Regions from separate parts of the Homo sapiens genome. Here region 2 is linked to region 1. A link is an interaction called in ENCODE POLR2A ChIA-PET data of the cell type or tissue named here. Cell type or tissue: PC-3. All regions are shown on one strand. Links, peaks and the distances in the headings refer to the core of each region. The heading gives the core; the rest is flanking DNA. Region 1 overlaps CUX2 (cut like homeobox 2). Region 2 holds the start of MYL2 (myosin light chain 2).

Region 1 (11,872 bases), core at 4,214-9,213:
TAATGGGGCTGTTCTTAGGTGCTTAGATACTTAGATGAGGCTTAGCATGGGGCCAGATAAAGAGTAGGTGCTCAATAAATGTCAATCATTTTTATTTTCATCTTGTTTAGTCCGAGGAGTTAGCACTGTGCCCATTTTACAGGTAGGGAAACTGAGGTTTGGAGACAGGAAATACTTTATCCAGGTTACCAAACAAGTACAGGCACAGGTCTCTTAACTGCCACCAAAGATTTGTCTCCTTTGAAGAGCAAAAGGAAGAACACCTCTACCAAGAAGAATGTGTGTGTGTGTGTGTGTGTGTGTGTGTTGACCTAAGCCCCTGAGTCCCTAATTTGTACCTAAGATGAGGATTTAAACTATAGTCTTAATTCAAAGGGCCTGAGAAATCACTGAGATTGTTATTTTTCCGGCACTGCATTGGGACAAATGCTTTCCAGTCCCTCAGAGGAGGCTCTTCTAAGGCAGCGGGCATTTCTGGCTTTATCTGACTCATCTTCATCTCAAAGTTTGGTGGTCCACATAGAACATCTCCCTTCACGTGCCATCTCCTCTCAATCTTCAGAACGACACTAAAAAATGAGACCAGAGAAACATATCCTGCAGGCGTCACCTGAGGCTCCCTGCTCACTTCTCAGGCATCGTCCCCAGGTGGGAACACTGAGCCAAGGAAATAAAACTGAAATATCATCAAGAGAAATGATGCCACTTTAGAGAGGGGAAAACTGAAGCTCAGAGAGGTAGTGTAAACTGCCAAAGGTAACACAGCTTTCGAGTTCACGTTAGGGACCTCTGCCACCCTGGAGTCACAACTGGAGTGTGACAAGGGCTGCGCATTCCCCCACCCCTATTCTGATTTTGCCTGTTCCCTTAGCTTCGGACCACGGCAGCCTGCCTGTGCAGGGGCTATATTTAGCTGCTGCTTTTTTCCAGTTTCGCGTGTAAATGGAGAACATCTAGTGGATGAAACCTATTAATATAAAAGAGGAGGATGCACCCAGCCACGAAGCTGGAAGCTGAGTGCTTCTGAAGACCTGCCTTCACCATGGCCGGGAAAATAATATTATCTTCTGTACTAATATTCCTAGATCAAGAGGGGGTGCTCAATTTGATAGGTGGTGCTGTGACTCACAAAAAGAATAAAACTCTGAAAATCTCTTCGCTGCTAGCTCAATCTATGGTATTGATGAGAAAGTGAGAGTTGCCTTCAATTGTCAATTGTCCCCCATCAATGGCCACAGGACCTGCTGTTCTCGCTCCTCTGCCTGGGAAATTAAGTCCCTGTATAGCCTTGCAGGGGTCCTCAGAAAGTTGTTAAATGGGTTTCCAGCTCACCCCAAGTCTTTTGCTATTTTTGCAAGCAGCGCTGACCTGGAAGGTTTCAACACTGAAAAAATGTCTTTAAGGAACACAGTGAGGGACAGGGAGTGGAGCCAGCAGAGGGAAGAAAAAGAACAGAGAAGTTACTGGAAATGCCAAATACTGACATTTACACTGTAGGGCAGGTCCCACGACTGCCTCACTGATCCTCCTAACCACCCTCATTTATATCCCCATTTCACAGACCAGGTGATGGGGGCTCAGAGAGGGGAAGTGACTTACCCAAGGTCACACGGCTAGTTCAGGGCTGAGTTTGGATTAGCACCTGGGTTTGTCCGATTTTAACATCTGGACCTGTAAGTCCAAGTGGCTCTCGGGCAGAGTGAAGGTGGGTCCACCACCTTTGACACAGTAGGCAGTTCTTGGGAGAAAATTGTTCTGAACGCTTATCCTATTTGCCATGACCTTGGGAAGCTCAGCCCCATGGAAGGAACGGATGAACTGTATGCAGTGCATACAACTATTCCTTTGTTCATCCACTTTGTATAGCAGATTTTTGTCAATCAGGTGTTCATGATACAAAGGCCTCCCAAGGAAGAATAGCAGCTGGCTGTGGCTGAGATGATGCTGGATCAGATAAAGCCAGAAATGCCCGCTGCCTTAGAAGAGCCTCCTCTGAGGGGTTGGAAAGTATCTGTCCCAACGCAGTGCTGGAAAAATAACGATCTCCATGACCACAACTTCGACCACCATTATTTCTGAACATAGGCCCATTGCTCAAACCTTTGCCACAAATGCCATCTGTGGTTCATCCACTCTCTGCAGCTCATCCCAGGCCAGGGAGGCAGAAAATGTCCCCATCACATACCCCTCTCCTTTCTCTCCCAAACCCCATCCATTCTCCTCCTATTGAGCACTTGTGGACCACTCGGGCCAGCAGGATCTTTCTCTCTTCTCCAAAGAGAGCCTCCAGTTACATGAAACCTTCTGGTTTACAAGAAGGAATGTCAAATCCATCATGTCCCTTGGTCCTCGTAGACCATCCCAAAGAGTGAGGGCTATCTTATCCTCATGCCCCCCACGAAGTCCCTGAGGCTCAGGGAGTTTAACAACCTGCTGGAGGTCACATGGCGATCAAAGACGGGCCTGTAGTCCAGATGGGATTCTGTCTTGGGTCGGGTTCTCTGGGGGCTGAGATGGGGATCTGGGGGCTAGTGACTTATTGGGGGACGGGGATATGCCCTCAAGAGGAAGCTGGCAGGAGTAAGGGAAGCAGGTGGGGGCAGGAGAGGAGCTGGGTGGAAATGTGGGCTCAGCGAGAGTCCAGTGTCGCCCCTGGGAGCTGTGTGGGGTGAATGGTACCATAGTGCAGTCCCAACTTGAGGGAAGCGGGCCAGGCTTTTACTCTTCCCCTGAATCAAGTCACTCAGGGGCTGTGGGCTGCCCCTAGGGTGGGATGGGATGGAACATCTTGCAATTCCCTGGAGAACAGAACAGTCAAGTCACAGCGGGGATGGGTGCTGCTTGGCAAAGGGGTCTGGGTGGGCCACCAACAATGTCCCCTGGAGATTCTATGGCTCTCCTTCCTAGCATTCAATCAAGAAGGGTGGTAGGGATGGGGGATTCTTAACCTAAGCAGAAGCCAAATGGTAGCAGTCCATGGAGGAGGGAACCCTGGGGGCTGCCATGGGGAAACTGAGGCTCAGAAAGGTCAAGCAGCCTGACCGAGGCCACACAGCATTTCCTGCCACTTACCATGGAGCTGCGACCCTCTGGAATAATGAAGGGCTGACAGGCAGCCTCTCTGATGTTTTCCCCTCTCCTCCACCCCTACCCCTCCTCTCTCCCCACCCCCACATGACTGCACCTCCCCCTGCTGGCTCCCCAGCGCCCGGGTGCTGGATGAGAACAGTGACACCTTGTCAAACAGGCTTTTGATAAATGCAAATCTCTCTTAATTTGAATTTAATTATCAATGAAGTGAGCGACTCCCAGATCGCTTCTCCCTATCAGAAACTGGCAGATACATCTGTGCGTGGAGCGAGACTGGCATCTGCTGGTCCTCATGCCAAGCCCCTCCCCTCGGCCAGCCTGGCAGTGGCAGATCCTCTGTGGGAGGGGTAAAGGGGATGGGAGTAGGGGTTCCTACAGCTGGAGACCCCACCTTTTCAGCAGTCCAGGCTAGAGCCGTCACATGGCCTACCCATACGGTCTCTTTCCAGATGCCCAGAGAGGTTAAGACACTTGCCCAAAGCCAGACAGCAGGGCTGGACTCAGGTGACCTGATTCTGTCATGACCAGAGCTTGTTCCACTGTTCTGCCATCAATGTCAGGGCAGGGAATTGGTGGTCCAGTGCTTCATTCCTGCCCCATGCTCACCCCTAAGCAAATTCTGGGTGGGCTGTGCATGGTGGCTGGTTCATGCCTATAATCCCAGCGCTTTGGGAGGCCAAGGTAAGAGGATCGCTTGGGGCCAGAAGTTCGAGGCCAGCTTGGGCAACATAGTGAGACCCAATCTCTATGAAAAAATTTAAAAATTAGCTGGGTATGGTGGCATGCACCTGGAGTTCCAACTACTCTGGAGGCTGAGGTGGGAGAACCACCTGAGCCTGGGGAGGTCGAGACTGTAGTGAACTGTGATTGGGCCACTGCACTTGTGCCTGGGTGACAGAACAAGACCCTGTCTCAAAAAAAAATTTAAATAAGTAAATAAATAAAGTTTATAAAAATCCCATCATTCAGAAATAACCTCTAGTAATGCTCTACCATTTTCCCCTTCAGAATTTACCTTTCCCCAAAGTGTCTGATTTCAATTCTATTTAACAACATCAACAACAACGACAACATCAACAAACAACAACAACAACATCAGCAGAAGAGAGGTGACAGCACTAAGACCAACTTGGTCAATACTTCTCTTGCCTCTGTCCCTTTACAGTGGACTTTACAGTGGACTTTAAAGTGTCCCTTTACAGTGGATTTTGGATGGGAGTGGTGGCTCATGCCTGTAATCCCAGCACTTTGGGAGGCCCAGGCAGGGGGATCACTTTGAGCTCAGTAGTTTGAGGCCAGCTTGGCCAAGATGGCCATCTCTACCAAAAAAAAAAAAAAAATTAGCCAGGTGTGGTGGCTCGTGCCTGTGGTCCCACCTACTCGGGAGGCTGAGGCTGGAGAACTGTTTGAGCCTGGGAAGCAGAGGTTGCAATGAACCAAGATCGTGCCACTGCACTCCAGCCTGGGCAACAGAGCGAGACCCTGTCTCAAAAAAAAAAAAAGCCATAAAAAATAAACAGCGGATTCTTAGACCAAATCTTGACACATACACTCTCCCCTGCCTCAGCCACTTGAGACTGTTTAGTGAGACCCTGTAAGTTCCTGCACTGACTTCAAAGGCATTGACCTTTCCAGTCCTGGAAGGCAAGAACTCCTGACAAACAAATGGCTGGGTCTTGGAGCCAGGCTCCCAGAGATCCAAACCTTGGCTGGCCACTTACTTGCTGGGTGACCTTGGGCAAATCTCTCTGAGCCTTCCACATCTACCTGTATAATGGGTTAATAACTGTAGCAACCATGGGACGCTACATCAATTAAATGAGATGAAGGGCAAAAGGCTCTCAGCACAGTGCCCAACCAAGAGCTGAGGGCTTCATAGATGTGCCTGTCATTTTATTTCTTGACACAAAACCTCCTGGCCCTGCTGCACCTGCAATTTTTCCAGAGGCTGCTCAAATGCAGCTGGGGTCTCCCTGTCAAGAGGCCTTGCCCCTGTTGGGTCTGGCGAGGTCAATGCAGCAGCCCCCTCTGGCCCCAAAGCAGAGCCCCCACCTGGCTTTATCCTCCCTCTTCTCTCCCAGGCACCACCATCTCAGGAAAGGGCAGCTCCATCCTCCCATAGTTCAGGCCAAATTGTGGACTCCGCTCTCTCTCTCACTTCCCACGTGCAAGTCTTGTTGGCTCCATCTTTAAATTCTACCGAGAATCGCGTCACTTCTCACCCCTCCATTCCCTCCCACCCTCATCACGTGCAGGAACACGCGATGTTCCTGCATCCTTCTCATGGGGTCCCGGCTCCAATCCACACCCCTTAGGCCTATTCCCCATGTGGCCGTCGGAGTCAATGACCTCACCCCTCTACTCCAAACCTTTGAGGCTCCCAGCTCACTCAGAGCAAAGGCTGAAGTCCTCACCCGGGCCCCGCACCCACCTGCCCCCTCACTCCTCCTTCAGTCAACCAGACACTAATTGTAGGAGTGCATATTAATATCTGAATGCACACAGTTCAGTGGCACTTATTAGTACATTCACAATATTGTACAACCATTGCCTCTATCTACTTTCAGAACATTTCATCACCCCAAGACCCAGCAAGTATCTGTTTCCCATTCTCCTTTCCCCAGCCCCTGGAAAGCACTAATCTGCTTTCTGTCTCTATGGATTTGCCTGTTCTGGACATTTTGCATAAATGGAATCCTACGCTACATGGTCTTTTGCGTCTGGCCTCTTTTAATCAGCATTGTGTTTGGGGCTCATCCTTGTTGCAGCCTGTGTCAGAGATGCATTCTTTTTCATGGCTGAATAATATTCCATTGTATGGACAGACCACATTGTATTTATCCATTCATGAGCGATGCACATGCGGGTTGGTTCTACCTTTTGGCTAGTGTGAATAGTGCTGCTGTGAACATCTGTGTATATGTTTTGGTTGGAGCACCTGTTTTCAATTTTTTTGGGTATATTCCTGGGAGCAGAATTGCTGGGTCACATGGTTAAGTCTATGTTTAACTTACTGAGAAACCATCAAACTGCTTCCCACAGCAGCTGCACCATTTTGCATTTTGCATTGGTGGTTCACTCAGCTAGGAATGCCCTTTCCCCGATATCCTCATGGCTGCCTTATTCAAATCCTTCAAAGGTGCAAATGTCACTGTCTCAGTGAAACTCTATTTAAAACTGCATGAGCTCTACCTATCCCACACCCCACCCTCCCCTGCACCCCATTCTTTCTTCTCTTTTTTTTTTCTTCATAGCACTTATCACTGTGGACGGACCACACACATACCTTTCTACTATTTACAGTCTTTCTCTCTAAAATAGAGCTCCAAATGGACCTTTTCTGTCTCGCCATTGAAACTCCAGGGCCTGGCACACAGCAGGTGCTCAATCAACAGTCCCCAGAGCAATCTTTCTAGTACACAACTGAACCCCAGCCACTGCTCTGCTCAAAGCCCTGAATGGCTTCTGTGGCCCTCAAGGGAAAATACCTTGCCCTACTCTCCAGACATGTCCCTGTCATGTCCCCACATGTACCGTGTGTTTAGATCACACTGAACTAGCTGTAGGAACCCAAGCACACATGGTCCTTCTGCCTGGAGTTCCCTTTCCCACCCAGTTTTTCTGGTAAACCCTCTTTTATCCTTCATAACACAGCTCAAGTGTCACCTCCTCCAGGGAGTCTTCCTTGACCTCTCCAGGCAAAATTCAGTTGGTCTCCCTGGGCATCTCCTTATCACCTATATCAGCTTACATTGCTCTAGGTACATATTTGGTTTGACTATACCAGCAGCAGAAACACACACACACACACACACACACACACAGAGAGAGAGAGAGAGAGAGAGAGAGAAAGAGATCTTATTGGTTCTGTTTCTCTGGAAAACCCTAATACAGATTTTGGCACCAGGAGTGGTTAGAGAGGAACAGAATTTTAAGGATGAGTATTCAGACATGGTTTTGGGATTTCTGGGGTTGGCTCTCTAATTCAATTAGATATAAAGATGCTAATGACTCTATTTCCAGTAGTAAAGAGAACACTGATAGTCCATGGTGTTTATTCCCTAATAGAGATATGCAAACTATCTCCAATAGATATTCCAAATCAACCACTGATAAGAAGCACGCATGTGGGTGACAGTGTCCATAATACTTTCTCTTTTTAAGGCCCACTTGATATGCCAGATACTTTGAAACATTTTTGGCAAACTAGGAATACAATGACATTGGCTGGTTGGTCCTAATGTCTCTGGACACAATGGGGAAAGAAAAGGATGAGTTTAGAGATTTAAGTTACCAGCTCAAGTGCCACATAAATGGCCTGAAAGCTTCCATGCATGCCCTGAGGGAGACTCTAATCTCCTGTAGCTGCAGGGCTGAGATTGCTGAAAATCAGACCCAGAATCTCATTCTGTGACTGGCTGAATTACAATGCAAGTTGAACTCCTAGCCTTGTAGGGTGTCTGCTGCTAAAGTGAAGGCATTGTGATGGAATGGAACCCTGAAAGTTAGGATGGGGACAGGTGGGAAGACCCTGGTGAAGCTGGGCACACTGAGACCCTAAACTCTGAGTCTTCCTTGCCAGTGGAAGAAGTCTCCCCACCACCAGCTGGAGTGGCCTCTCCACGTCCTACTGAGGGAATTAACCCTGCACTGCCTGGGGAAACTCTTACAGCCTCCCCTGAGGTAGCTGCCATACAAGACAATCCTAAGTCTCCTAAAGACCCCCGCCCCCAACCACCTCTTTGCTTCTAGACTTGTAACTAGACTGAATTCCCAGCAGGCCCCTAAAGGGGAGGTGATATGGTTTGGCTGTGCCCCCACCCAAATCTCAACTTGAATTTTATCTCTCAGAATTCCCACGTGTTGTGGGAGGGACCCAAAGGGAGGTAACTGAATCATGGGGGCCAGTCTTTCCTGTGCTGTTCTCATGATAGTAACTCTCATGAGATCTGATGAGTTTATCAGGGGTTTCCGTTTTTGCTTCTTCATTTTTTTTCTCTTGCTACTGCCATGTAAGAAGTGCCTTTTGCCTCCTGCCATGAATCTGAGGCCACCTCAGCCATATGGAACTGTAAGTCCAATGAAACCTCTTTTTGTTCCCAGTTTTGGGTACATCTTTATCGGCAGCGTGAAAACGAACTAATATAGTAAATTGGTACCAGTAGAGTGGGGTGTTGCTGAAAAGACACCTGAAAATGTGGAAGCGACTTTAGAACTGGGTAACAGGCAGAGGTTGGAACAGTTTAGAGGGCTAAGACAGGAAAATGTGGAAATGTTTGGAACCTCCTAGAGACTTGTTGAATGGCTTTGACAAAAATGCTGATAGTGATATGAACAATAAGGTTGAGGCTGAGGTGGTCTCAGATGGAGATGAGGATCCTGTGGGGACCTGGAGCAAAGGTTTGTTATGTTTTAGCAAAGAGACTGGCAGCATTTTGCCCCTGCCCTAGAGATTTTTGGAACTTTGAACTTGAGAGAGATGATTTAGGGTATCTGGCAGAAAAAATTTCTAAGCAGCAAAGCATTCAAAATGTGCTTTGAGTGCTGTTAAAAGCATTCCATCTTAAAAGGGAAACAGGCCAGGCATAGTGGCTCATGCCTGTAATCCCAGCACTTTGGGAGGCCGAGGCAGGCGCATCACCTGAGGTCAGGAGTTTGAGACCAGCCTAGCCAATGTGGTGAAACCCCATCTCTAATAAAAAATAGAAAAATTAGCTGGGCGTGGTGGTGGATGCCTGTAATCCCAGCTACTTGGGAGGCTGAGACAGGAGAATTGCTTGAATCTGGGAGGCAGAGGTTGCGGTTAGTTGAGATAGTGCCATTGCACTCCAGCCTGGGTGACAGAGTGAGACTCTGTCTCAAAAAAAAAAAAAAAAAAAAAAAAAAAGGAAACAGAGCATAAAAATTCAGAAAATTTGCAGCCTGATGATGCAGTAGATAAGAAAAGCCCATTTTCTGGGGAGAAATTCAAGCCAGCTGCAGAAATTTACATAAGTAGCAAGGAGCCTAATGTTAATCCCCAAGCCCATGGGGGAAAATGTCTTCAGGCCATGTCAGAGACCTTCACAGCCGCCCCTCCCATCACAGGCCCAGAGGTCTAGGAGGAAAAAGTGATTTCATGGGCTGGGTCCAGGGTCCCCATGCTGTGTGCAGCCTAAGGACTTGGTGCCCTGTGTCCCAGCTGCTCCAGCCATGGCTGAAAGGGGCCAGTGTACAGCTCGGGCCATGGCTTCAGAGGGCAGAAGCCCCAAGCTTTGGCAGCTTCCACAGGGTGTTGAGCCTGCAGGCACAGAGAAGTCAAGAATTGAGGTTTGGGAACTTCCATCGAGATTTCAGAAGATGTATGGAAATGCCTGGATGACCAGGCAAAAGTTTGCTGCAGGGGTGGGGCCCTCATGGAGAACGTTTGCTAGGGCAGTACAAAAGGGAAATGCGGGGTGGGAGCTCCCCAACAGAGTCCCTACTGGGGCACTGCCTAGTGGAGCTGTGAGAAGACAGCCACTGTCCTCCAGACCCCAGAATGGTAGATCCACTGACAGCTTGCACTGTGAGCCTGGAAGAGCTGTAGATACTTGATGCCAGCCCGTGGGAGTGTCTGAGAGGGAGGCTGTACCCTGCAAAGCCACAGGGGTGGAGCTGCCCAAGACCATGGGAAGCCATCTTTTGCATCAACATGACCTGGATGTGAGATCTGGAATCAAAGGAGATCATTTTGGAGCTTTAAAATTTGACTGCCCCACTGGATTTCGGACTTGCATGGGCCCTGTAACCCCTTTGTTTTGGCCAATTTCTCTCATTCGGAATGGCTGTATTTACCTAATACCTGTGCCCCCACTGTATCTAGGAAGTAACTAGCTTGCTTTTGATTTTATAGGCTTATAGGTGGAAGGGACTTGCCTTGTCTCAGATGAGACTTTGGACTGTGGACTTTTGGGTTAATTCTCTAATGAGTTAAGACTTTGGGGGACTGTTGGGAAGGCATGATTGGTTTTGAAATGAGAGGACATGAGATTTGGAAGGGCCAGGGGTGGAAAGATATGGTTTGGCTGTGCCCCAACCCAAATCTCCACTTGAATGTATCTCCCAGAATTCCCATGTGTTGTGGGAGGGACCCAGGGGGAGATAATGGAATCACAGGGGCTGGTCTTTCCCATGCTATTCTCGTGATAGTGAATAAGTCTCACGAGATCTGATGGGTTTATCAGGGGTTTCTGCTTTTGCTTCTTCCTCATTTTTTTCTCTTGCCACCACCATGTAAGAAGTGCCTTTTGCCTCCTGCCATGATTCTGAGGCCACCGCAGCCATGTGGAACTGTAAGTCCAATTAAACTTCTTTCTCTTCCCAGTCTCAAGTATGTCTTTATCAGCAGTGTGAAAACAAACTAATACAGGAGGCATAAAAAAAGTGACCCATGAGGTGTGCTACACTCCAAAAGAACAACTTGAGTTTTCTAATTCATAAGATAGAAATCTGGGGAACATGCATGGCAATAGGTGTGGGATAATGGTGGAAGGAACATAAAATTGAATCAGGCTAAATTTATGGATATAGGCATACTAAGCAGAGATTCTGCATTTAATGTTGCAGCCTGGGAGTTAGAAAGGGTTCTAACCATGTGTTGGGTTGGTTGGCTGAAACATGGACCAAAAGGTGGCTCACAGTGAGGGGGATGGAGATGCCAAAACTGCCTTGGTTTAATCTAAAAGGAAGAGATTCAAGGACCTAAAAGGAAGAGATTGAAGACTGGGACAGTAGAGTGGATTTGTTATTTAAGACCTATGCACCCACACTGGGAAGGACCAGAGACATGATTATCAACCAACACTGTGAGAAATAAATTTTTTGGGGGAGCCCCATCATCCTTGAAGAGCTCTGAGATCATTCTTCTCTGTAAGCCAATCCTTACCATGGGAACTGAGGTCACTGAATTTGGAAACCTAAATACAAAGGGTATAACTGGATCCCAGAGTGGGAGGGGCCAAGTGGGGACACTCACTGTAACAGACAGCAGCATCAAAGCAGCAGTCAGAATAGTGTAATCACACAGACCTATATGACATTAATTAGTTGGTGATGGTGTTCCTAGAAGTGGAGAGGAAACCTACTAAATTCTTACTTGATCTGTATGAGCAGTAAAGTTCTAGATCAAGGGATCAAAAGTTTAACCTGAATCATAAAAACAGAGTGTCACAGCCCCTCAATCAATTCACAGACTGGAGCCAATTTATAGACCCAGAACCCTTTGAATGAAGGGGAGGCCGGGTCCCCTTAAGGGAGGACCTTGGTATACTGCCAAAAGTTTATACTGTTAATTTTTCTCCCAGCCCCCCACAAAGGAACCTGCAGCCTTTTACCAGAGTGACTGTGCACTGAGGAAAAGGAAGTAATCAGAACATTCAGTCACTACTGGACAGTGGCTCAGAACTGACATTGATTCCAGGAGACCCAAAATGTCACCGTAGCCCTCCAGTCAGAGTAGGGGCTTATAGAGGTCAGGTGATCAATAGAGTTTTAGCTCAGGTTCATCTCACAGTGGGGCTGAGTGGGGTCCCAAATGCATTCTATGGTTATTTCCCAGTTCTGGAATGCATAATTGAAATAGACATACCCAGCAGACACAGTCCCCACACTGGATGCCTGACCTGTGGAGTGAGTGCTATTATGGTGGGAAAGGCCAAGTGAAAGCCACAAGAACTGCCCCTATGTAGGAAATTAGTAAACCAAAAGTAATCCTGCATTCCTAGAGGGCTGGCAGAGATTAGCGTCACTATAAAGGACTAGA
Region 2 (11,872 bases), core at 6,012-11,011, 220 kb after region 1:
CTTAATCCTTGGAGTTTGTTAATGTTGCTGGGATGCACCTTGGTGTGTGCTTTTCCTTATCCTTCCAGCTTGGAGTTCGGGAGTTCTTTCAACCTGCAGATTCTGTTCTCTTCTGTGCTGAAGAACATTTTCCTGTATTACTTGCTTACTTTTGGCTTCTGTTTCTGGAATGATTTTATTTGCATTTCTTTGTTATTTTGCTTCATGATATTCCCAAGATATCATCTTCTAGGCCACTATTTAAATTGCAACAAAACTAACCTTTCCTGAAATTCATTCACTTAATTTTTAGTTTAAAAATCAGGTCTTAAAGCTCTAGGAAGTCATTTTTGGGTTTCACTTGAATTTCTCTAAGGTTTTTTTTTGGTTTGTTTTTATTTTTATTCTTTGGAGCAAACCAGTACTTGGGCTTTAAAAAATAATGAAATTAATACAGTGCTCTATTTTCTAAAATGAGGACTGTTGTACCATAATACAGTTGAACATAAATTTCCACTTTTCTTGAATTTAAGCTTAATATGTATATCTCTCCCCTTACTCTGCATGAAGCTTTACTGATGTACATCACACCCTGTACATAGTGGGGCTCAAATAAATATCTATATGCAAATTCATGTCCTTCGATTTGGGGCTAAAATCATTCTTACTTAAAAGCAGTGTGTACCTATAAAGAATACTTACATATTTTCCCTCTCTTCATCTCTTCTTTTAAAATTGTCAACGGGGCCAGTCACAGTGGCTTACGCCTATAATCTCAGCACTTTGGGAGGCTGAGGCAGACGGATCACTTGAGCTCACCAGCTCAAGACTAGCCTGGCCAACATAGTGAAACCCCATCTCTTCCAGAAAAATACAAAAATTAGCCAGGCATGGTGGCGGGTGCCTATAATCCCAGGTACTCGGGAGGCTGAGGCAGGAGAATCGCTTGAACCCAGAAGGCAGAGGTTGCAGTGAGCCGAGATTGTGCCACTGCACTCCAGCCTAGGTGACAGAGTGAGACCCTGTCCCCCACGCCCCCCCCCCCAAAAAAAAAGGATGGAAGCGGAGGAGTCAGAGAGGTTGGATTCAGAGGTTGGAGTGATGTGGACCACGAACCAAGGAATGTGGGGACCTCGTGGTCCACAAGGAGTGTCGGTGCCTCATTCCCTGCTTCGTGGTCCTCATCACTCCAACCTCTGAATCCTCCGAGGTAGAAAAGGCAAAAATCGGGTTCTCCCCAGGAGGCTTCAGAAGGAACACAGTCCTATTTGTGACTACAAGATAATAAATACGTTGCCAGGTGTGGTGGCTTGAGCCTGTAATCCCAGCATCTTGGCAGGCTGAGGCAGGAGGATGGCTTGAGCTCAGGAGTTCAAGACCAGCCTGGGCAACATAATGTGACCCCGTCTCTACTAAAAAAATTGTTTTAATTAGCCGAGCGTGATGGTGCGTGACTATAGTCCCAGCTACTTGGGAGGCCAAAAGAGGAGGATCACTTGAGCCTAGGAGTTCGAAGCTGCAGTGAGCTATGATTGTGTCATTGCACTCCAGTCTGGGCAACAGGGTGAGACCCTGTCTCAAAAGAAAAAGAAGTGCTGTTTTAAGCCACCACATCGGTAATATTTTTATAGCAGCAATAAGAAACAAATACACTTGGGTTTCTGATATTCTAGAAGTTGCTATTCTGATGGATCGGCCCACTGTGCTTCTCTCTGGCTTCTGACAGCCTCAAGTGAGCAGTTATTTTTCTCTTCTATTCAGTGGGACTCAGGTCTAGCTGCTGGAAACTTATTAGCTGTAGGAATCCCACAGGTAGCAAAAAGGCAGGGGTCTCAGGTCCTGTGGGCATGTGCTTCTCAGCAAGAGGCCTCCGCCACCCAGCCTTGAGGGCAGGGCACAACAGCCCCAGCCGCCCACTCGCTCCCTCCCCAGCCCCCGCAGTCTTGAGGCTGATGCTGAAAGGAACCCCTGAAGTCTACAAAGAACCAAGTCCTCCCTGGATTCTCCAATCCCAGGGCCTTGTCCCTGGTCTTGGGGGCTCCCTGGGGCAACACAACCCATTGATGAGAGAGACTTTGGATCTCTGGCTCTCTCAACAGACCCCAAGGCCTAGTCCACACCCCACGTGCTCCACGTCCCAGCAGCCACGTGGTTCCATGCCCCATTCAGGCCGCCATTTCCCAGAATCCCTAGACACAATCTCACTTAATCCTCCCAGCAGCCTTATGGAGGTGTGTGATCTCCCTTTTCCAGGTGAGGAAACAGGCCCGAGAGGGTGAGTGCCCTATTTGACAACCCCTCTTGCTATCCAGCCAGAATGGTTCCTCTAGTACCCCTTCTGGAGGCCTGGCTGTACAGGTGTCCCTCAGGGACACACACCCCCACTCGACTCTGGGGGCCCAGCCCATCCTAATCCCCACCCCGGGGCTTCCCACCCCCCATCATACACTCTCCACATCTTCTGTGGCTGCAACAACCTTTTCACTTGGCCAGTTGGAGCTACTGACTGCTCACACAGGGTTTTAACGAAAATCTATGGTGTGCCTATTAGCTAGGGAAACATTTATTCTGGTGTTGTCAGAGAACCTTGGACAGAAAAGCTCCTCTTGATGTGTGCACTGCACATATGTGGATGCGTGTACATGCACGTGTCTGTGTGCCTCTATGCATGTGCAGACGTGTTTTTGTCTGTGCATGCATGTGCCTACACACACACATGAACACATCTTTTGTTATTAAAGATCTGTCAGAAGAGTGTCCTGGGTAACTCTAACCCATGTGGGACTGCAGAGAAGAAAAAAACCCACACCTTTTTTTGTCACAGCCATCAATGGTCCTTGGGTTTGTGTGCCCCCAAATTGAGATTATTTTTCCACCTGAGAAGGGGAGTGAGTGATAGCTACCATTTGCCAGGTCTCACCTCCTTTTACCCTCTGGAAAACCTAATAAGAAAAGTGATTTCTTTTTTTAAGCTCTGGAAAACTCCAGCCCCAGGGGGCCTTCTGTTCCTCAAAGCCTCCAAATTCTCCCTGCCTTGAGGTATGTGCTGTCCCCACTGCCTGGAGCCCCCTTTGCAGACTCTGCTTGGAGGAGCCCACCTGCGCCCCTGTCTGAGGCTGTCACCTGGCCACTGCCATGCCTCTGTCTCATCCCTGCATGAGATCCGTCACTGCCTGCAACTGTCTGGGTTGTGCATTTGTTTACTTTCTCCTTGTCCATCTTCCCCTCGCACTTACGCACCTCAAGGGAAGGGAATTTGTTGCTTTGCGCTGGGCTCGATGAAGGGGAATGAATGCTGGTTCAGCCATCAGCCCCGCACCCACACTACTGGGAGGGCAGAGGGACATTCTCCTTCTTAGAGGTGTGGCCTCTGGCACTCAGGCCTGCCACCCACGGACACTAAATAACCACAATGATTCCAAGCCCCGAGTTCTTGCTCCCTGAATCCCAAGGCTGTCTTTAAGGGCACAGGAAGATGGCCATCTTTTGTTGTTTTGGTTTAGTTTGGGGTTTTTTTGGTCTTTGTTTTTGAGATGGAGTCTTGCTCTGTCGCCCAGGCTGGAGTGCAATGGCACGATCTCGGCTCACTGCAACCTCCGCCTCCTGGGTTCAAGCAATCCTCCTGCCTTAGCCTCCCAAGTAGCTGGGAGTACAGGCATGTGCCACAACGCCCAGCTAATTTTTGTATTTTTAGTAGAGATGGGGTTCTGTCATGTTGGCCAGACTGGTCTTGAACTCCTGACCTCAGGTGATCTACCCGCCTCGGCCTCCCAAAGTGCTAGGTGTGAGCCAACATGCCCGTCCTTTTTTTTTTTTTTTTTTTTTTTGAGTCAGAGTCTCACTCTGTCGCCCAGGCTGGAGTGCAATGGCGCTATCTCGGCTCACTGCAACCTCTGCCTCTCGGCCTCAAGCGATTCTCCTGCCTCAGTCTCCTGAGTAGCTGGGACTACAGGCCCGCGCCACAACGCCTGGCTAATTTTTGTATTTTTAGTAGCGACAAGTTTCATCATGTTGGCCAAGGTCGTCTTGAACTCCTGACTCAAGTGATCCACCCGCCTCAGCCTCTCAAAGTGCTGGCATTTCAGGTATAAGCCACTGCACCCAGCAGGAAAGCTGTCTTCAGTAAAAGTATTATATAATGACACCTTGCATTCTGAGAGCAGCTGCTGTTTTCAAGGCTCTTAAAGAGCCTGGACTCTGGAGACAAAGGGGCCTCCAGAGGGGTCCACGCCTAGCTCCATCACTGTGTGACCCTGGGCAGCTCACTTCGCCTCTCTGAGCTTTTGTTTCCGCATCTGTAAAATGGGGGCATGGATGATGAGGTGGTCCCCACCCTCTAGGGTGGCTGGAAAATTATGTGTGGGAGCCATGAGCACATAGTGTCCGGCACGTGCCAGTGCTCAGTCAATGAGATTTGTCATTTCTTCAGTCAACAAATATTTATTTTTGAGCTGCTGCTGTGTGCATCATGAGCTGGGAGCTGGGGAGACAGTCAGTGGTGAGGGAAACTAAAGTGATCCCTGCCCTCTGAGCTGACGCTCCACAGATGCTGAAGAAAATGAGTCAGTGCACTGTGGGCAGTGTTCGGGACTGCCTCACGCTGTGCAGAGAAACAAAGAAGGGAGATCGGAGCGCAGGAGGTGCGTGGCTGTGTTATTTGTTTGTTTTGAGACAGGGTCTTGCTCTGTCACCCAGGCTGGAGTGCAGTGGTGTGATCGTGGCTCACCACAGCCTCAACCTCCCGGGCCCAAGTGATCCTCCTGTCCCAGCCTCCTGAATAGCTGAGACTATAGGCATGCACCACCACGCACAGCTATTTTTTTTTCTTTTGCGTAGAGACAGGCATCTCCCTATGTCACCCAGGCTGGTCGCAAACTCCTAGGCTCAAGCAATCTTCCCGCCTCGGCCTCCCGCCGTGCTGGGATTTCAGGCATGAGCCACAGTGCCAGCCTTCATGGTTATTTTAAAGATGGTGGTCGGGGAGGCTTCACTCAGGAGATGACATATGAGCAAAGATGCAGTGAAGGAGGTGAAGGAAGGAGCCGTGCGATGACTGACAGAAAGACATTCCAGGTAGAGGGCACACAGGTGCAAAGACCCTGAGGCCAGATCCAGGCTGATAAAACAGAGCATTTTAGCAGTCTCCTCTCCCTGCCATTTTTTTTCTCAAAATTGACAAGCACAAGTGTCCCCGGCCCAAGCACCGCAGAGAGCGCGCAGCATCTCTCCCCGTGACCATGACCCAGCTACTGCCTCTTTAACCTTGAATGCCTTTTTGGGGGCTCACGTGTCACCCAGTGGCGAGTGAGCCACCCTTACTTCAGAAGAACGGCATGGGGTGGGGGGGCCTTAGGTGGTGCCCGCCTCACCTATGACTGCCAAAAGCGGTCATGGGGTTATTTTTAAACATGGGGAGGAAGTATTTATTGTTCCTGGGCTGCAGAGAGCTGGGCGGAGTGTGGAATTCTTCTCGGGAGGCAGTGCTGGGTCCTTTCCACCATGGTGAGTACAAGGGCTCCAGGAGGTGATGATGCCGGGTGGGCGAGGAGAGGAAGCCACTACAAGCGAGGGACCACGGCGGAGGGGGAGGAAGGCGGCCCTCAAAGCCTCCAGCCCCTTGTGGAAAAAGCCCCATTGACTGCGCGGGCACAGAGGAACCCCAATCAATGCCCCGATAGGCCACAAATAACAGCAGCTCTCGGGGACTCACAAACACAAAATAAGAGAGTTGGCTTTTTTATGGCTTGTCTACTGACCTCTCGAGGAATCAATAACTCCCAGGACTTGCAAAATGGGATTGAATGCTTTTAAGGATCAAATTGTAATTCTTTTCTCTTGTTCAGGCAGCTGGGAAAAAGAATGTTTTTGTTTTCACCTTTTGAACTTGCAAATTTAAAACCTTTCTTTCTGTGCTGTTGGGTTAGGTGTCCCCCTCCTGAAGTGGGCAGTCCCCAAATCAGGGTCAGCACAGGAGGGAGAGTGGTTAGAGGCAGGAACTCTGGAGTCAGAATGCCCAAGTTCAACTCCCCAAGTTCAACGCCCAAGTTCAACTCCGGCTCTGCCTTCTGTGTGTGTGGCTGTGTGATCTTGGGCAAGTGACCCAACCTCTCTGAGCCTCAGTTGCCTCTCCTGTAAAATGGGGATGATAATAATAGTATCCACTTGACAGAGTGGTTATGAGAATTAAATAATACATATGTAGAGTACCGAATCATTTGCTGTTATTGAAAGTCAGAGAGAAGTGGGGTGGGGAAGAAAGGTCAACTCGCTCTTCTCTGCCCTATTGATGTGGTGCAAGGACGGAGCATTCAGAGAGGAGGTTTTGCTGCCATTTGGAGCAAGGGAAAATTGTGGGGTGTGGGGCGCAGTTGGGTTTTAACACCTTGAAGAACTGTCATTTCATCTTGGCATTCATCATGGCTTAGTGAGCCTGACTTTTTCTTTCCCTCCAATCAATTCTCCTTCTGTGCATTACTGAGCTTTTTGTGAAATGCATCAGAACAAAAGTGGCTGGATCCTGCAGGGGCGATCTGAAGGTGTGGCCTCCATCCCCAGGGACACACCTGTGGCTTCTCCTAGTTGGTGAAGGAGCCACTGCAAGATGCACAAACGCTTATGATCCACTGGTACCAGAGGGCTCTGGAGAAACTTCATGTCATGTCCTTTGCTCCCTCCAGCATCACCGTTTGGAGACCTGAGTGTGGATGCTGTACCCACATTTCACAGATGGGCAGCTGAGCCCTGCAACAGAGATGAACACACCCAGAGTAGGGGCCTGACCTAGTTTTTTGACTCCCAGCCTCTCACTCTTTTAATCGATGCTTTTTTCCCCCAGGCACCTAAGAAAGCAAAGAAGAGAGCCGGGGGCGCCAACTCCAACGTGTTCTCCATGTTCGAACAGACCCAAATCCAGGAATTTAAGGAGGTGGGTGCAGCTATTGAATCATCCGCCTGGATGGAAATCCCACCCACGAGGGAGAACCTTCTTTTTGTTCCATATTCCCAGCAGGGACCTTTCATTAGATGCCTCTATCCTCCAAACAATCCCAAATTCGGCCTGAACGGATGTGTGAATTTTTAAAAGAAACTATTTTTAATATTTTCACTGATTATCAAAGTAAAACATATTCCATGTTGAAAAATGTTGGAAAATTTTTCAGAAAAGCACAGAAAAGGAAATAAAAACTACCTACAATTCTATTACCCAGAGATAATCAGTTCACATTTTAGTATATACCCTTCAAACCATTTTTGTTATCTATGTATATATTTATTAAACAAAATTATAATCTTCTGTGCCCACTGATTACACCTGCATTTTTTTCGTTGAGAAATTCACCATTAACATTTCCTATCATGTATTTAAACCATTTCCTATGGTTAAATATGACATTTGTTTATAATGTTTTACTACTATAAATAACACCTCTTTGCTTGTATCTCTGGTTATTTCTTGGGGGTAAATTCCTAAAAGCAGAACTGCTGGGTCAAAGGAACTTAAAACAACAACAACAAAAGAACTAAAAACAGGCAGAACTGCTGGTCCGAATTGCCCCCCAAAATCACAGCACTAATTCCTATGCCCAGCAGCCTCGTGCCTTTCCCCACATTTCCATCAACGCTGGGTATTAATAGTCACAATTTTTTTTTGCCAGTCTGAGAGGTGAAAAGCAGTATCTTCTGGGTTTTACATTTTACAGTCTTTGATTATTAACCACTAGCCCCATTTGAAACCCCATCGCATTTGATGGCAATGGACCTTATGAAGAGAACCAAAGTACCAATTAGGCCAAACTGCACACGGGCTTGGATGGACAGGCTCAGAATTCATTTTCCAGCCGTTGCGAGGGCTCACACTGACTCATCCACATTCCCACCTGGCTTTCCAGAGGGAACTATGCTAAAATGATGCTAAAGAGACCAGACTGCTTTCTTTTTTTGTGCGTGTGACAGAGTCTCGCTCTGTCACCCAGGCTAGAGTGCAGTGGCACAACCACGGCTCCCTGCAGCATCAACCTCCCAGATTAATCAATCCTCCCACCTCAGCCTCCTGAGTAGCTGGGACCACAGGTACACACCACTGTGCCCAGCTAATTTTTGTGATTTTTGTAAAGATTGAGTCCCCCTGTGTTGCCCAGGCTGGTCTCAAACTCCTGGGCTCGAGCAATTCTCCTGCCTTGACCTCCCAAAGTGCTGGGATTACAGGCATGAGCCACTACACCCTGCCCTAGTGTGCTTTATATCAAAGGGGAAACCATTTGGGGCTTCCAAACAGGAAATGAACAGTCGTACCTTTTGTCCTCACTAACATTCAGATTGCAGGAATGCCGTGTCCCATAGGGAAAGAGAAATTCCTGAGGCAAGTGTCATATCTGAACTTGAGATAGTCACCTTCCAGGCAGAAAGCTACACCCGCCTCTTTTCCCAGCCTCTGGCATCAGCTGCCGGCGGTGTGGGTAAGGGATGCAAAGAACTCAAAACATGTAGCCAGGATTCCCCATTTGGTCTGTTTGTTTGTTTGTTTGTTTGTTTGTTTGTCTGAGTAAATGGGATTACAGGTACTCACCACCATGCCTGGCTAATTTTTTTGTATTTTTACTAGAGACAGGGTTTCACTGTGTTGGCCCGGCTGGTCTCAAACTCCTGGCCTCAAGTGATCCCTCCGCCTCGGCCTCCAAAGTGCTGGGATTACAGGCGTGAGCCACTGCACCTGGCCTAAAGCTATTATTTTTTAAAAAGCTAAAAACTGGTGTCTCATCTGGCCTCTCCACTCCCTAGCCTGCCCTATCTATAAAATGGGACCAGTAATCTATCTCAGCTGACAGTCAGGGAGATTCTCAGAACTTTATAAATGCCCAAGTGTTTTACAAATGAGGAATCACGGGCCAGGCACAGTGGCTCACACCTGCAATCACAGCACTTTGGGAGGCTAAGGTGGGCAGATCACTTGAGGTCAGGAGGTTGAGACCAGCCTGGCCAACGTGGTGAAACCCTGACTCTACTAAAGAAAAATAAGCTGGGCATTGGTGATGCGCGTCTATACTCCCAGCTACTCGGGAGGCTGAGGCAGGAGAATCGCTTGAACCCGGGAGGCGGAGGTTACAGTGAGCCGAGATTGCACCACTGCACTGCGGCCTGGGTGACATAGCAAGACTCTTTCTCAAAAATAAATAAATAAATAAATAAATAGCTTTATAGAGTTATAATTTGCATACCATAAAATTCACCCTTGAAGTGTGCAGTTTTGTGGTTTGCAGTATACTCACAAAGTTGTGCAACCATCACCACTATCTAATTTCAGAATATTTCCATCACCCCCGAAAGAAACCCCATACCCATTAGCAGTCACTTCCTGCTCCTCCCTCTCCCACCAGCCCCTGGCAACTGCTAATCCATTTTCTGTCTCCATGAATTTCCTGTTCTGGACATTTCATAGAAATTGAATCATACAATATGTGGTATTTGTGTCTGGCTTCTTTCACTGATGTTTTAAGGCTCATCCATGTTGTAACCTTTGTAGGAATTTCCCTCCTTTTTATGGCTGAATAATATTCCATTGTATGGACAGACCACATTTGGTTTATCCATTCATCAGTTGATGGACATGTAGGTTATTTTCAGTTTTGGGCTACTGTGAACGATGCTGCTATACACATTTGTGTTCAGGTTTTTTTGTTTTTGTTTTTGTTTTCCGAGATGGAGTCTTGCTCTGTCATCCAGGTTGGAATGCAGTGGCATGATCTCAGCTCACTGCAAGCTCTGCCTCCTGGGTTCAAGCAATTCTCCTACCTCGGCCTCCCAAGTAGCTAGGATTACAGGCATGCGCCACCACGCCTGGCTAATTTTTGTATTTTTAATAGAGACGGAGTTTCACCATGTTGGCCAGGCTGGTCTTGAATTCCTGACCTCAAGTAACCCACGGGCCTAGGCCTCCCAAAGTGCTGGGATTACAGGCGTGAGCCACTGTGCCCAGCCTTGTGTACAGGCTTTTATGTGGACATGTTTTCAATTCTCTTGGGTATATATCTAGCAGTGGAATGTCTGGGTCATATGATAACACGAGGCCTGACGTTTTGAAGAAACTGTTGGATTATCTTCAATTGTTGACTTTTAATCTGAGGTCCTACAATGATCTTTGAAGATCCCAGAATCCACTCCTGCCAAGTCCTTGGCCCAATCTCTTGGGCAACTCTGCCAGTTTCTCCCAGGCTGAGCTGCCAATCACTTCCCTTCCACAGGCCTTCACTATCATGGACCAGAACAGGGATGGCTTCATTGACAAGAACGATCTGAGAGACACCTTTGCTGCCCTTGGTATGTCACCCTCTCTAGCCCTGCATGAGGGTCTCTTTATCTCACATCCATGAGGAGCAGGAGGTGGGACCATCAGAAAAGCTCAAGATGGTGTCATTTCCCAAAGAAACAACTCTGCCACAACTGGTCTTTAAGACAAATTTCAGGGGATGGGAAAGAAGTGTTTAGTCTTTGAGTACCTTCAGATATCTTTTTTTTCTCTTGAAATAACTTTTTTGTGTGATTTTGAATGCAATGTCAGCTCACAACAGAAAATGGGGAAAAAATGCAGAAAAGTATAAAGGAGAAAATGACATCACCCAGAAGGTCATATTCCACTGTGAACATTCCAGTCCCTCCTCTAAGTCTTTCTAGACATGTCTGTTAGGTTTGGGTTTTAGTTTTTTAAATTATTGGAATCATTCTCTTTCGAATTTATCTTCTAAAATGTATCATCTCAACAGTGTGAGCATGAGTACATGGAGTTTCTTCAAAATATACATGCCCAATCTGCTACCCGCCACCACCACTTACTCCTGACCTTAGAACTCAGGGCAACCATACACAGCTGTGCAGACTGCGCACTGCACAATTCTACAGGGAAGTATTCACATTTGTAGTGAGTGTAGCTTTTTATACTTAAAACATACATTGGCTTAAAAAATGACAGATTTTTCTTATTTGCACAAAGTTAGGCTTGTGGCAGGACTAGAGCAGGTAAATCAGAACCTCCACGGCTGTGGGTTACAGCAGGTTTAACTTGTAAAAGTTCCCTCAGGTGATCCTGATCTGTCTCTCCCGCCTCCAACTGTGAAGGGCTAATTTACAACATGAGCCTTTCCCATTTGAGTGAAAAATGAAAATATCTGCATCAAATGTTCCAGGTTCTGAAGACACTATTTTAAATATAATGAACTGGCCGGCATGGTGGCTCACACCTGTAATCCCAGCACTTTGGGAGGCGTAGGCTGGAGGACCACTTGAACCCAGGACTTCGAGACCTGCCTGGGCAACATGGCAAAACCCTGTCTGTCCAAAAAACTACAAAAATTAGCCAGGCATGGTGGCATGCACCTGCAATCCCAGCTACTTGGGAGGCTGAGGCACGAGAATCGCTTGAACCTGGGAGGCGGAGGTTACAGTGAGTCGAGATTGTACCACTACACTCCAGCCTGGGTGACACAGCCAGACCCTGTCTCAAAGAAAAATAAATAAATAACGAACACCTTCCCACATCAGATGTTAGGGTCGCTTCCAGTCATTTGGTTATTATAAATAACACTGTCAAGAACATCTTCTCAGAAAAGATCTTTGCCTCCATCCACCCCATCTCTGATGATTTCTAGACTAGATTTCTTGAAGTGGAATCCCAGGAGCCAATGGCAGTGTCATAATGGTTCTTTCTCCCCAGCTCGGAGTCCCTGAGTGTGTGTTTCCTACCCTAGGGCGAGTGAACGTGAAAAATGAAGAAATTGATGAAATGATCAAGGAGGCTCCGGGTCCAATTAACTTTACTGTGTTCCTCACAATGTTTGGGGAGAAACTTAAGGGTAAGGTCGTGTGTGTGTGTGTGTGTCTGTGTGTATGTGTCTATGTTTCT

The links. ChIA-PET counts read pairs that join two places held together with the same protein. Peaks named below come from ENCODE experiments on the same cell type or tissue, not always from the same donor. Only the 100,000 strongest peaks of a DNase experiment are listed, where the experiment ranks them.
Region 2: POLR2A ChIA-PET joins it to region 1 with 6 read pairs; 2 of 35 experiments call an interaction of 5 or more read pairs at or near these places.

The regions. Positions count from the first base shown.
Region 1 is chr12:111,129,663-111,141,534 of GRCh38, reverse strand. The region is part of intron 1 of CUX2 (cut like homeobox 2); the gene reads right to left. Among named protein-coding and RNA genes, the nearest start is that of CUX2, 100 kb to the right of the region's middle. In PC-3, for the core only: no CTCF peak of the experiment used is centred there; no DNase peak of the experiment used is centred there; H3K27me3 peaks cover 842 bases.
Region 2 is chr12:110,914,136-110,926,007 of GRCh38, reverse strand. MYL2 (myosin light chain 2) reads left to right here and starts at 5,429. Exons shown (of 7, transcript NM_000432.4): 1 at 5,429-5,481; 2 at 6,815-6,904; 3 at 10,218-10,293; 4 at 11,718-11,822. The coding sequence starts at 5,479. RefSeq lists enhancers at 4,621-7,055, 7,596-8,095, 8,096-8,597. In PC-3, for the core only: no CTCF peak of the experiment used is centred there; DNase peaks (open chromatin) are centred at 8,307 and 9,327; H3K27ac peaks cover 1,008 bases.